Linked DNA regions of Homo sapiens: region 2 is linked to region 1. Evidence: chromatin contacts called from ENCODE Hi-C or POLR2A ChIA-PET data. All regions are on one chromosome and are shown on one strand. The core of a region is the stretch at or near the end of the contact, and the rest is flanking DNA. Distances in the headings are between cores, read along the strand shown.

Region 1 (7,502 bases), core at 2,325-4,824:
TGCAGGAATCTTTCCTGGAGAGAAATGTGTTATAACCTTTAGAACCAAGTTTTATTATGTGTGCTAGGCCATATAACTTGTAGACTTCATTTTCAGTTTATATCACCAAGGATAAGAAGTTTCCTTTTTAATTTGGAATGCAAATTTACATTGTGGCTTAGTTATCTTTTTATTGTAACCACCATGCAACCTAATGATACATTAGCCCATAATTTTCTTTTCCCTCTATGAATAAGGAACCTGTATCCCAGACTACCGATAACAATTCAGATGAGGAAGATTCTGGTACGGGAGAATCTGTTATGGCACCAGTAGATGTAGACCTGAACCTGGTTTCAAATATATTGGAATCCTATAGCTCCCAAGCTGGACTGGCAGGACCTGCTTCCAATCTTTTACAAAGCATGGGAGTGCAGCTGCCTGACAACACCGATCACAGACCAACAAGTAAGCCAACAAAAAATTAACCAGCACATTTAGCTTCTCTTTTTTCTTTTTAAATAAATATTGAATATGATTCTGTTCATTTCTAGTTTAGATTACTCATTTAGTAAAAATGTTTCTTCATTACAAGTTTTACAGATTGACTTCTCCATGAGCCCCAAATGTGGCCCTCTTGGCACAAGTCTTTGTGATCTCAGCTGTGGGTTATACACAGGTTTTGAACTCGGCAGGGTAGAATCTAGCCCCTAGACAACCTTGAGATGAAATTCACACACTTCATGCTAAAGACATACCCTACCACAATATACCCTTGGAGTAATTCTAAATATTTAAATTTCTCCCTTACTGCTATTCATCCTCAGATCAAAATTTCAAGTTGACAAATTTGGATTTGAAAACTCATTCACTTTTTCAATTTTTTTAATGAGGCATAACATGCATATGGTTAAGTGCACAAATCTTAAGTGTACAGTCAGTGAATTTTTGCATGTATGTATGTACCTGAAGCAAGATATAGAACTTATTTACTTGTAAATAACAGCTATATTGATATGTCACATACCAAAAAATTTACCCTTTAAATTATACAATTCAGTGGTTTTTAGTATATTTACAAAATTGTGCAACCATCCCTACCATCTAATTCTAGAATATTAGAAACCCCATACTCACTAATAGTCTCTCATTCCCTTCTACTCCCAGCCCCTAGAAACCACTAGTCTACTTTCTGTCTCTATGGATTTGCCTATTTTGGATATTTCATACCTGATACTGTACTTAATTGTTTTAATTAATTAATTGGTTTGATATTTAATATAACTGATATATCTTTTGCTAAGATGAAATGTTTATTTCTTAAAATGATGCTCATATTCCTCCTAAAATAAATCAAGTATTATCTATATATCATAAAATTCACCATTAAAAGCAAAAAAAAAGTCTTCTTTACAGACAGCTCCATATACTGACCATGTTTTTATAATCTAGGTCTCTGGATTCTTCTTTATTATTGTATGCAGCAGAGAGATGCCTTTACTATATCTTACCCTATCCAAGTAAAAACAATGGAAATAGTTTCATACTGTTCCCTCTCCAGTGACCAAGGGAGGAATTAGGAGAATGGTGTAGTAGAGTTCTCATCTGAGAACTTACTATCACGAACTAATAAAAACTGAATATGGCCGGGCATGGTGGTGGGCGCCTATAATCCCAGCTACTTGGGAGGCTGAGGCAGGAGAATAGCTTGAACCCGGGAGCCGGAGGTTGCAGTGAGCCAAGATTGCGCCATTGCGCTCCAGCCTGAGCGACAAGAGCGAAACTCCGTCTCAAAAATAAATAAATAAAAACTAAATATACCATATCCCACTCCAATCCTTTGTCTTCCTAGTGTTCACTGAAATGAACTAAGGAAGAGGATAAGTGTTACACATTGACTAAAGTAACACATCAGATGATATTGTGCAACATTTTAACATTTTAAATAATAATTATTTTAAATATATTTTTATTGTTTGTTTTGAAGCTACATTTCTCATGTTAAAAATGGGGCCAGAATGCCGTCCCAGCTCAACTGTGAGAAAAAGGTTTCCCCCCATCGCACTTGTGGTACATTAGGTTTATCTTCATTGAGGATTAAATATTGGGTAGAGAAAGGGTGATAGGCAAAAATATAAATGAAATTTTTTTTTATTCTGGTTGCCACGGCTGACTGACTTTCAGCCAGGCTCACAAGATTTTACCTGTTTTTCTATTCTGCATCATGGACCCAGATGGGTTCTATTTATCCTTAGCACCTTCATAATTTATTGCCCATGTATATATTCTCAGGTCAGGTAGGTCCTGTACCAAAGTTTCTTTTATTTATCTGCCATTTTCAGTATTCCAGGCCTGCTCTCTTCTGCCTCAGCTTTCAGATATCCTTGGGGTTCTACAGCAAAGCTCTTTTCCCACTCACTACTGAGAAGCAAAGTTCAATGTTGCAGCTCCTGCTGTTAGCCACTCTCATCTTTTCTTTTCCAAAAACACATTAATCAAAAAACAAACAGTTACTCCATGGTAAGTTTGGGAAACTCATAACCAGGAATTCCGCACACTCCCCTTTCTATCAGTATTTTCAGATTGGGGATGTGTACACATGCGCTCACAAACACACCCACATAGAGATAGAAAAGATTGGGAGATGGTAATACACATGGACCCTGAACTGTTTTCTTCTAACTGCAAGATATGAAGAAATCTCAGGACCTCTCTTTTGTGAGTGCTTTTCCCTTCTGCATGCTGGGTTCAGCCCAGGTAAAGGCAAGCTGCCAATCTAACAAGACAATCAAGTCCCATCACATATTATCCCTCAACATTTCCTGATGAAGGCACTTTGATTTCCCCAAAGCAATGATGGTTTGCTGGCAGTGGAGAGAGCAATGACCTTTTGAGATCAAAAGGAAATTCAGTGCTTTAACTTTTCTAGTTTTAGAATCTCTTTAGTGCTATGGGACTTTGGGACTTAGTCCTATGGGACTTTGACATGTAAATAACCTTAGGGTCTCTGGAGCTTTTGTCTTTAATCACAAATAAGTCCCTAGAATCTTCTGAAGATATGATTATTTCCTCTTTTCAGCAAGACCTCTAACATTCCTCCTGCACATTGCTTCAGTTGTTACACTGACTTGAAACCTGGACTTAAATGTTTAATTGTCACCAATAGGGATCCTTTCCCCTACCCCCAAATTCTCACCTTGTAAAATTTTCTCAATTCACAGGACAGAAAAAGACATCAGAACAAAGGTGTGGAAATTTCTTTTATTTTCCCCAAATAAACTCTTCTCCCTTATGGCATCATATATGAATGATGAGAAATCCTAAATTTAGTTTATTCCATAAAGTTTAAGAAATAGGTCAGGTTTGGCATCTGTTTATCTCCACCAATCCCTTTGTTAATCAACACGTTGTGGATGTGCAAATGCCAGCAACTGTTTTATTTAGGAAAACAGGCATGGCAAAGCAATAGTCTTTTCCCTGGGTCACAAACTGAGCATGTGACAGAGCTGAAAACAGCGAAAAAGATTTACTGTCTGGAGTCCCATTGGGATTCTACTTCCTCAACAGAGCCTCAGGGCATCTGATTTATTATAAAGTACTCTGAGTCATAATGACTTAATTGTGACTTTTATTTAACTAGCATGTTCATGTAACTAGAATGCACCTGTACATGAATTTTAAAATGTCATACTGTGCTATTTTTCTTAATTCTGTAAGGGTAACAAGTAACTCAGTAATGACTTAAAACTTGCTATATATTTTCAATACTAAGATAAAAGTTTTAACCAAACTTACAACAGGCACATTTTGGCAGTTAGTGTAAACACAACATTAACAAGCCATATGCCAGAAGATGTTTGCTTCCAAGGCCTTAGAGAAAATGACTGAACAAGGGCCTACATCCAAACTAATGCTTCCCCCTTCCCCCTGATTTTTGACAGTTGACAGCTCATCAGTTTTCTTCTCACACTGGCTTTTTTGATTGCCCATTGGTAGGAATTTCTTCCATTAACACTGCTGATAGAAGTGTCTTACTGTAGGCTCACCCTTTGCTCTGCCCTTCTGAGGTCCTTCTGCAGCTTATCTTTTGTCACTTCTCCTTTGTCAACTGATCTCTAGTTTGTCCCTCAGGAATACCAAGGAGCGATCTAAGTGACTTGATCCGGGCTAAGCAGGCAGGGAAGAACAGGTCTGTTTTTCCACCCACTCCTTAATCAGTTGGTGGGAGATGGCTAACTTAGGGGGCAGCCAGAATGGGAAAGTCCCATTCTGTTGCTGAGTATAGGGGCCCTTTCTCTTCAGGGCTGTGGCTACCTCATCATGACTGAACCAGGCAGCTGTCTCTAATTCTCTCAAGTTCACCTGGATCTGAAAGACATAAGGAAGAAAAGGATGTAAGGTCAGGAGCTACAAAATTTAGAATACTATGGCCAAAGGTCAGAAAATGATTCTAGAACTAAGCAATCTTAGAAGATAATACCTGGGATCTTCAGGTTAGGTGAAAGTCAGTTCTAGATACTGCCCAGAAGCAAAAGAGGCATAATTAAGAAATGAGAGTTTTATATGTGTGTGTGTGTGTGTGTATATATATATATATTTTTTTTTTTTTAGACGGAGTCTCTCTCTGTTGCCCAGGCTGGAGTGCAGTGGCGCTATCTTGGCTCAATGCAAGCTCCACCTCCCAGGTTCACGCCATTCTCCTGCCTCAGCCTCCTGAGTAGCTGGGACTACAGGCGCCCGCCACCATGCCCGGCTAATTTTTTGTATTTTTTAGTAGAGACAGGGTTTCACCGTGTCAGCCAGGATGGTCTCGATCTCCTGATCTTGTGATCCACCCGCCTTGGCCCCCCAAAGTGCTGGGATTACAGGTGTGAGCCACTGTGCCCGGCCGAGTTAAATATATTTCTAACATAGTAAAAAAAAAAAGATAAGATACATTAAATAAATCCTGGAAGTACAAATACTAAAATGTTAAGAGTGGTTAACATTGAGAATAAATTATGAATAATACCTATTTTTCCTTGTGTCTCTATTGATTGTATAAATTTTTCAATTAAAAAAGAACATACAAATATTACTTTTTTTTTTTTTGAGATGGAGTTTTGCTCTTTTTACCCAGGCTAGAGGGCAATGGTGTGATCTTGGCTCACTGCAACCTCCCCTCCCAGGTTCAAATGATTCTCCTGCCTCAGCCTCCCGAGTAGCTGGGATTACAGGCACCCGCCACCACACCTGGCTAATTTCTTTGTATTTTTAGTAGAGACGGGGTTTCACCATGTTGGACAGGATGTTTTTGAACTCCTGACCTCAGGTGATCCACCTGCCTCGGCCTCCCAAAGTGTTGAGATTACAGGCGTGAGCCACTGTGCCCAGCCACTCTTTTTTTTTTTTTTTTAAAGGGTAAGGGTTAATGATAGTCAAAAGCATAGTCTCATCTTTGCAAGAAGCAAAGTAATGCAAACTTCATCCCAAGGAAGCTGAAATAGATTAGATATTCTATAAAAACCAAAACATACAATAGGCAAACTTTGGCAGGCAGAGACCATCAGTCAGTGATGCTAGAGAAGTGCAAGATGAGATTGGATAAAACAATGTCTAGCCGGGCATGGTGGCTCATGCCCATAATCCCAACACTTTGGGAGGCCAAGGTGGGAGGATCACCTGAGGTCAGGAGTTCGAGACCAGCCTGGCCAACATGGTGGAACCCCCATCTCTAATAAAAATACAAAAATTAGCCGGGCATGCTGGCAGGCACCTGTAATCCCAGCCACTCGGGAGGCTGAGGCAGGAGAATTGCTTGAACCTGGGAGGCGAAGGTTGCAGTGAGCTGAGATTGTGCCACTGCACTCCAGCCTGGGCGACAAGAATGAGACTCCATCTCAAAAAAAAAAAAAAAAAAAAAAGACAACGTCTTAAGTTTCTTTCAACTACAAGTACCTATAGTTTTATATTTTTAGTTCCCAGCATCCTGACTGACTTGAGCAATAAGACCAATCCTGCAGTCAGTCATTAAATGATGCCTGATTGTGCGCCTACTATATGTAAGACACTCTTAACTCCTGACAATAAAAGGTAAATTGTCTTATATAAACAGTGTTGGGAAAATTGGATATCCACATGCAAAAGAATGAAATCGGACCGTTATCTTACATCATATGCAAAAACCAACTTAAAATGGATTAAAGACTTAAATATAAAACCTGAAACAATAAAATTCTTAGGAGAAAACATAAAGGAATAAATTTCTAGACATTAGACTGGGCAGTGGTCTCTTAGATATGATACCAAAGCACAGGCAAGAAAAGCAAAGATAGACAAGTAGGGATTCTATCAAACTAAAGCTTCTGCAGAGTCAGGGAATCAATCAACAGAGTGAAGAGACAACCTGCAGAATGGGAGAAAATATTTGCAGACCCTCTATCTTATAAGGAGTTAATATCCAAAATATATAAGGAACTTCTACAACTTAATACCAAAAAATAAATAAGCCAATTTAAAAATGGGCAAAGAATCTGAATAGACATTTCTCCAAAGAAGGTATTCAAATGGCCAACAGGTATGTGAAAAGGTGCTCAACATCACTAATCATCAGGGAAATGCAAATGAAAACCTCATACCTTCTTTGATGGCTACTATTAACTCATACCTTCTTTAATGGCTACCATTAAAAAAGTACAACGGACAGCAAGTATTGGTAAGGATGTAGAGAAAAGGGAACCCATGTACACTGTTGTGGGGAATGTAAGTTGGTGCACCTACTATGGAAAAAAATATGGAGGTTCCTCAAAAAATTAAAAATAGAATTACCCTTTGATCTAGCATCCCACTTCTGGATTGAAATCTAGATCTTGAAGAGATATCTGCACTCCCATGTTCACTGCAGTATTCACAATGGATGAATGGATAAAGAAAATGTGGTATATACTATAATAGAATATTATTCAGCCTTAAAAAGGAAGGAAATCCTGCAGTTGCAACAAGATAGATAGGCCCAAAGGACATGCTAAGTGAAATAAGCCAGACACAGAAAGACAAATATTGCATGATCTCACTTATATGTGGAATCTAAAATAGTCAAACTTACAGAAGCAGAGAGTAGAATGGTGGTTGCCAGGGGCTGAAGGGAGGGGAAAATGGAAAAAGTTGCATGCCAGGGGCTGAAGGGAGGGTGGCCACTGGTCAAAGGGTACCAGGTTTCAGTCATGCAAAATAAGTTTTGAAGATCTGTACACCATAAGGTCTACAATTAATAATACTATATTATACACATAAAAATTTGCTAAGAGAATAGATCTCACATCAAGTGCTCTTACCACAAAATTAAAAAAAAAAAAAAGTGGGGTGGGAGAAAAATAAAAGGGGTGGGAGGAAACTTTTGTAAGTGATGAATAAGTTTATGGCATTGATAGTGATGACGGTTTGATAATTTCAAGGGTATATACTTCTCTGCTGAAGCAGGAGAATCACTTGAACCCAGGAGGCGGAGGTTGCAGTGAGCCGAGATCGCGCCACTGCACTCCAGG
Region 2 (6,880 bases), core at 3,975-6,474, 37 kb before region 1:
GAAGCTGAGTGAAAAGTTCATGGGATTCTTGGTACTATTTTTACAACTTCCTGTGAGTCTATAATTATTTCAAAATAAAAAGGTAAAAAAATTTCACTTTTATTTTATTTTTTGAGATGGGGTCTTGCTGTGTTGTCCAAGCTGGAGTACAGTGGTGTGGTCATAGCTCACTGCAGCCTTGACCTCCTGGGCTCAAGGGATTCTTCTGTCTCAGCCTCCTGTGTATCTGAGACTACAGGTACTCACCACCACACTTGGCTAATTATTTAATCTTTAATTTTTTTTTTTTTTGTAGAGATTGGGATCTTGTTATGTTGCTCAGGCTGTCTCTAACTCCTGGCCTCAAATGATCCTCCTACCTCAGCCTCCCAAAGTACTGGGATTCAAGACATGAGCCACTGCACTCGGCCAATTTCACCTTTCTTTTTTAATGTGACCACCTGAAAATTTTAAATTACATATGTGGCTTATATCATATTTGTATTGAATATTGCTGCTCTAGAGACTCCAATGTATGCACTGGATTAAGCTATGGGGTCAATCATTATATGTTCCAGTAATCTATGGGGTCAATCAATATATGTTCCTAGTAATCTGCGGTAGACTTTCCTCACAAAACTCTGTAGTCAAATACATTCAGGAACTGTAATAGGTTGAACAAAGTTACACAGATTTCTTTACAAGAGATCTTCCAGGTCTTTAATATGCAAATGTTTATCATAAATCTCAAATACTCTCATTTCAAAGGAAACTAAGGCACAGAGGGATTAAGTAACCTGCTTAAGGTCATTTGGTTAGTAAGCGATGAAGCCAAGATTCAAATCCTAGTAATCTGGCTCTCAGAGGAAGGCCTCTAGAAGGAAATGAAGAGTTTGAGATTTTAGTGAATTGTACCATTGTTCTATATAAAGATAAAGCTAAGAGCCCAGTCAGTGGAGCTTGCACTTTAAATTATTTCTCAAATTGTGGAGATCAATTTGTGCAGACTTACCTGTATGTCTCTCATTCAGTGGTCCTACAACCAAGAGCTTGTCTTTGAAAAAGTGGAAAGGATAAGAAATACAAATTCAAGCTATGAAATAGAGACTTAAGACATTTTTTAGTCTGCCAGGGAAATCTATGAATTGACAATTAGATAACAAAAAATATCATTAAATTTAATAATGGCACTATGACTACATACAAAAATGTCCATAATTTTTAGAGATGCATAATGACATATATAGGGGTGAAATGGCAGTATCTGCAGTTTTGCTTTCGTTATTTCACAGAGAGGTGCAGAGAAGTTAATAAAAGGATAAGGAGGCCAGGTGCGGTGGCTCACGCCTGTAATCCCAGCACTTTGGGAGGCTGAGGCAGGCAGATCACGAGGTCAGGAGATCGAGACCATCCTGGTTAACACGGTGAAACCCCGTCTCTACTAAAAATACAAAAAATTAGCTGGGCATGGTGGCGGGCACCTGTAGTCCCAGCTACTCGGGAGGCTGAGGCAGAAGAATGGCGTGAACCTGGGAGGCGGAGCTTGCAGTGAGCCGAGATGGCACTACTACACTCCAGCCTGGGCGACAGAGTGAGACTCTGTCTCAAAAAAAAAAAAAAAAGAAAGAAAAGGATAAGGAAGATAGATGAAGCAAATATATTAACTTTGTTAACTGTTGAATGTGGGGTGACAGGTAGTGCATGATACTATTCTCTATATGTTTATGTTTGAAATTTTTCATTAAAAAATGTTAAGCTGTATGTTGAAAATCATTCCTTTCCCATACTCTTTTCAACAATTATAATTTTTAATGGCTAGGTAGAAAACTAAAGTTACGGCTTCAAAGCAGGTTATCATTATTATAACATCTAAAGTAAAAATTGCTTTGAATTTGCTCCCATTAAGATACATTTTATCTTCATTATCTTCATTATTCACTTCATCCTGACTCCAGCTACAGAATCATCTTTTGGGCCTTATAGGGAGTATCAAATCAACAATCAAGAACAAGTAGGCCAGGCGCGGTGGCTCACATCTATAATCCCAGCACTTTGGGAGACCGAGGCAGACAGAGTCCAGGAGTTCAAGACCAGCCTGGGGTGAAACCCCATCTCTACTAAAAATACAAAAATTAGCTGGGCATGTAGTCCTGTGACTTGGGAAGCTGAGGTGGAAGAATCACTTGAACCTAGGAGGTGGAGGTTGCAACTGAGCCAAGATGGCACCACTGCACTCCAACCTGTGCAACAGAGACTCCGTCTCAAAAAAAAAAAAAATAGAAAGAAAACTGATACAACTATACTAGTTAATAATAATTCTGGCCCAACAAGTGCCTATCATTTTTTTCCATACAAGATTTTTTTTAACTTTCAGAATGGTTGGAATTAATCATAAAAGCAGATTTTTAGCTAAACCTCAGTCACTTTATTGGGAAAAGACAGTTTCCTCACAATTTTTTTTTTAAGTAGGAACAACACATCCCAAATCTAAGAGATGACTGTTTCTTCTTCCTAGTTCCCAAAGAGTTTACTAGGAACTAAACTGCTACCATGTAGATATCTTATTCCTTAATAAATAATAAGCTTCTAAAAGGCAAAGAGAGGTTTTAGACTTATTTTCTTTGTATGCCTATTGTATCCCAAGTAAAAGTGCGAAGGGACAAGGAAAATACCATTTATTGAGGATGTATATGTGTCAAGCTCCACACCATCACTTTATTCTTATTTTTATTTATTTATTTATTTATTTGAGACAGAGTCTTCCTCTGTCACCCAGGCTGGAGTACAGTGGTGTGATCTCGGCTCACGGCAACCTCCGCCTCCCAGGTTCAAGCAATTCTCATGCCTCGGCCTCCCAAGTAGCTGAGATTACAGGCATGTGCCACCATGCCCAGCTAATTTTTTGCATTTTTAGTAGAGACAGGGTTTCACCATGTTGCCCAGGCTGGTTTTGAACTCCTGAGCTCAGGCAATCGCCCACCTTGGCCTCCCAAAGTGCTAGGATTACAGGTGTGGGGGTCCACACCATCATTTTAAATAAGCTTTTGGATAAGGTGTTACTCCTATATTGCAGAAACGAAGGCTCAGTGATGTAGTAATTTGCCTAAAAGTCACGTGGCTAGAAGACAGCCTAGCCAGAAACCCAAGAATGATTCAAAATAGCATGCTTGCAATTATCATGTATGTGCATAATTAATATTTAATAAATTAAATAGTTAATAATTAATATTAATAGTTAATATATTTATGGTTGCTAAAATTACATAGCTAAATGAAAGGAAAAGTTAATATTTAATTAATAAATTTATGGTTGCTAAAATTATATAGCTCCATGAAGGAAAAAAAATTGGAATTTGGGGTTAAAGCCCAAGCTCAACTCCTGACTTTTTGGCTATATAATCTTAAAATATGTAACATTTCTGATATAATTTCATCTTCTGAAAGACTGAAGATAATCATACCCACTTTACAGAGTTGTTAAGATCAAAAAGTGAAGTGAGCTGGGCATGGTGGCTCACGCCAACACTTTGGGAGGCCAAAGTGGGAGAACCGCTTGAGTCCAGGAGTTTGAGACCAGCCTGGGCAACATAGTGGGACCCTGTCTCTACCAAAAAAAAATTTTTTTTTAATTAGCCAGTTGTGGTGGTGTGCACCTGTAGTCTCAGCTACTCAAGAGGCTACATTGTGAGGATCACCTGAGCCCATAGGTGGAGGCTGCAGTGAGCAAGGATTGCACTACTGCCCTCCAGCCTGGACAACTGAGCAAGACCCTGTCTCCAAAAAAAAAAAAAAAGTGAAGGCCCTTTTGGAAGTGTAAAGCATTAATAAATGTATGACACTATTATTACTTTCTAAATTATTATACACCACTTCGGTCAGGGTAGGGGGCAGCTCTTTTTATTTTTTTATTATTTATTTATTTATTTTGAGACGGAGTTTCACTCTTGTCACCCAGACTGGAGTGCGATGGCGTGACCTCTGCTCACTGCAACCTCTGCCTCCCGGGTTCAAGTGATTCTCCTGCCTCATCCTCCCAAGTAGCTGGGTTTACAGGCCCCCGCCTCCATGCCCGGCCATTTTTTTTTTTTTTTTTGCATTTTTAGTAGAGATGGGGTTTCGCCATGTTGGCCAGGCTGGTCTCGAACTCCTGGCCTCAAGTGATCCGCCCGCCTCAGCCTCCCAAAGTGCTGGGATTACAAGCGTGAGCCACCACGGCCGGCCGTGAGGGTGGATCTTTTTAAAGCCAGAAATATTTGCTCTTTAAAGTCTCAAAAGCAAAACTGATCTTTATGGATTCTGGTGCTTAATTGCAGAGGTGGGGAGGCAGTATGTGTGATGGTTATGACCACAGGCTTCGGAATCAGATCGACATCAGGTTTGTACCTCTCAGCTCTACCACCTTCAAGCTGTGTGATCTTTGGCATGCTACAATCTTTAATTCTGGGATCTTTATCTGTAGAATGTGCAAAATAATGTTCCCAATCTGATATCATTGATAGGAATGAGCAAATGTATGTAAATAGCTTTGCACAGTGTCAAGTGAGCACTTTCCTGGAGCCCTCAGTTAGCTATTAATAACTTCTCGAGCTACCATGGCCATTAACAATGGGACCTGAAGCACTGCGGATGCTACAAATGCTTCAGCAGACCCAGTGCTTGATTTCAGGAATTTCAGACGAAGGGCGACACGCCCTCAGCTGGAGATGGAGGAAGAAGGGGCAGGGTCCAGCAGGGCTGAGAGGAGAGAATTCCGAAGAAAAATCTCTCCCCAGCCCTGGGAAAGGAAAGGAACGAAGGACTGGTCAAGGAGGGTCCCCAGAGCGCCCGCCGCCCGCCCCGGCTGGGGTGGCTGAGCAGTCCACTCACAGCTCCAAGCTCTGTGGCACCGCCTTCCGAGTGTATCTGGAGATCATCCTCCTCCTCCTCCTCCTCCTCCTCCTCCTCAGCCGCGGCCGGGGCAGGCACGCCAGGGTGGGGGCCTCCGGGCCTGGCCCTCCCGCCGGCTCCGGCCCGGCCCCTCCCGCCACCTACCGGCCCCGTCTCGCCCCGTCACCTAGACTCCGAGCAGCCACCTCCCCAGGGTCCCCACCTCTCCAGTCCTCCGACCTCCCTGCTTTGCCGCGGGGGCGGAAGTGACGAAGGCCCCCGGACACTCGCAAAATGCTCCCGCCGACGCACAGCAGTGACGACACACAAGGTTTCGGGGACTGAGTGGGTTTCAGACTTTCTCTCAGGATTTCCGCTGGCTTCAGGTTCCGGTCAGGCGTCGGGACAGAGCCTGATCCAGGCTTCGGCGGCCGGTGGCAGCTCTCGATCAGCTCTCGCAGTCGGAGAGGCGGCTAAGGAAAGGTGCCACAGCAGAGACGCGAAGGAGAGGCCCTAGAACCGTAAGAGAAATTGGCTTCATTTTGTTAGATGGCAGGAGGGAGCCTAGACTGGGGAAAGAGCACTAGACTCCAAGTCAAGCCCCTGCTGCTTGGTCGCTTCTTTTTCTGTACTCTGGGTTTTCTCATATGTACAGTGAGGTATTAGCCTGAGTGATCATAGAGTCCCTTCCAGTTCTGACACCAAATTCTGCATGATGACGTGTGTTTGGCGTTATGGGGTGGATGGGTAAAATTACTGTCTGTCCCTCTGGGTTGAAAGGCAAAATGATGATTTGGTTAGACTGTGGTGAGTGGGTGTCTGGATAAGAAGAAGCAGGTTCCTTACGAGTCTCTTAGAAAGCTGAGTAAGATTGGAATCATGGAGTTAGGGTGGTCCATCCACCGCCATTTCTTTCTTTACCAAGCATCACCTGGCAGCAAGAATAAACTAGTACTCTTATTTAGGAAAACCCTTAGAAAATTAAGAGATAAGGAAAACCCTTAGAAAATTAAGAGGTATCAATGCAACCTCCATCAAAATACCAGTGACATTCTTCACAGTCATAGAAAAAAGATCCTAAAATTTATATGGAACCACAAAAGAGCCAGAATAGCCAAAGCTATCCTGAGCAAAAAGAACAAAACTGGAAGCATCACATTACCCGACTTCAGATTATACAACAGAGTTATAGTAACCAAAACAGCATGGCACTGGCATAAAAACAGGAACAGAATAGAGAACCCAGAAACAAATCCATATGTCTGCAGTGAATTCATTTTCAGCAAAGGTACCAAAAACATACATTGGGGAAAAGACAGTCTCTTCAATAAATGATACTGGGAAAACTGATACCCGTATGCAGAAGAATGAAACCAGACCCACTACCTCCCACCATATACAAAAATCAAGTCAAAATGGATTAGAGACTTAAATCTAAGCCCTCAAACTATGAAACTACTAAAAGGAAATATTGGGGAAACTCTCTAGGACATTAGAGTGGGCAAAGATTTCCTGAGTAATACCTCACAAACAGAGGCAGCCAAAACAAAAATGGACAAATGGGAGCACATCAAGTTAAAAAGCTTCTGCACAGCAAAGGAAACAATCAACAAAGTGGAGAGAGAACCCACAGAATGGGAGAAAATATTTGCAAACTACCCATCTGACAAGGGATTAATAACCAAAATATATAAGGAGTTCAAACAACTCTCTAGGAAGCAGTCTAATAATTGATTAAGAATTGGATAAAAACTCTGAATAGACATTTCTCAAAGAAGACATAAAAATGGCAAACAGGTTTATGAAAAGGTGCTCAATATCATTGATTATCAGAGAAATGCAAATCAAAACTACAATAAGATAGCATCTCACCCCAGTTAAAATGGCTGTTATCCATAAGACAGGCAATAACAAATGCTGGCAAGGATTTGGATAAAACACTGTTGGTGAGAATGTAAATTAGTGCAGTCACTATGGAGAACAGTTTTGGAGATTCCTCAAGAAACTAAAAATAGAGCTACTATATGATCCAGCA

Evidence for each region. A loop is a pair of places that touch in the nucleus more often than their neighbours do. ChIA-PET counts read pairs that join two places held with the same protein, here RNA polymerase II (POLR2A). Pooled maps may share reads with other maps.
Region 2: a map of Caco-2 shows a loop between it and region 1 (2.3-fold over the local background). The contact joins the promoter of ECD here to the enhancer-like site in region 1. A Hi-C loop is called at or near these places in 4 of 168 maps with a recorded cell type or tissue (Caco-2, PC-3, gastrocnemius medialis and 1 more) and 3 of 50 pooled maps. POLR2A ChIA-PET finds 5 or more read pairs at or near these places in 14 of 52 experiments (A673, GM12878, H1 and 10 more).

What each region holds. Positions count from the first base shown.
Region 1 is chr10:73,127,548-73,135,049 of GRCh38, reverse strand. NUDT13 (nudix hydrolase 13) reads right to left here. Exons shown (of 9, transcript NM_015901.6): 9 at 3,227-4,347. The coding sequence ends at 4,147. ECD (ecdysoneless cell cycle regulator) reads left to right here. Exons shown (of 14, transcript NM_007265.3): 14 at 237-1,382. The coding sequence ends at 467. Among named protein-coding and RNA genes, the nearest start is that of SNORA11F, 5.1 kb to the right of the region's middle. Within about 2 kb of position 3,574, at least 3 of the 41 ENCODE cell types and tissues checked have a DNase peak (open chromatin) inside an H3K27ac peak, as active enhancers do; they include PC-3 and PC-9, where a contact is called at or near this core.
Region 2 is chr10:73,166,352-73,173,231 of GRCh38, reverse strand. It overlaps ECD (ecdysoneless cell cycle regulator), which reads left to right and starts at 5,224. Exons shown (of 14, transcript NM_007265.3): 1 at 5,224-5,366. It overlaps FAM149B1 (family with sequence similarity 149 member B1), which reads right to left and starts at 5,113. Exons shown (of 14, transcript NM_173348.2): 1 at 4,846-5,113. The coding sequence starts at 4,892. RefSeq lists enhancers at 3,607-4,205, 5,100-5,299, 4,806-5,405 and a silencer at 4,860-5,049.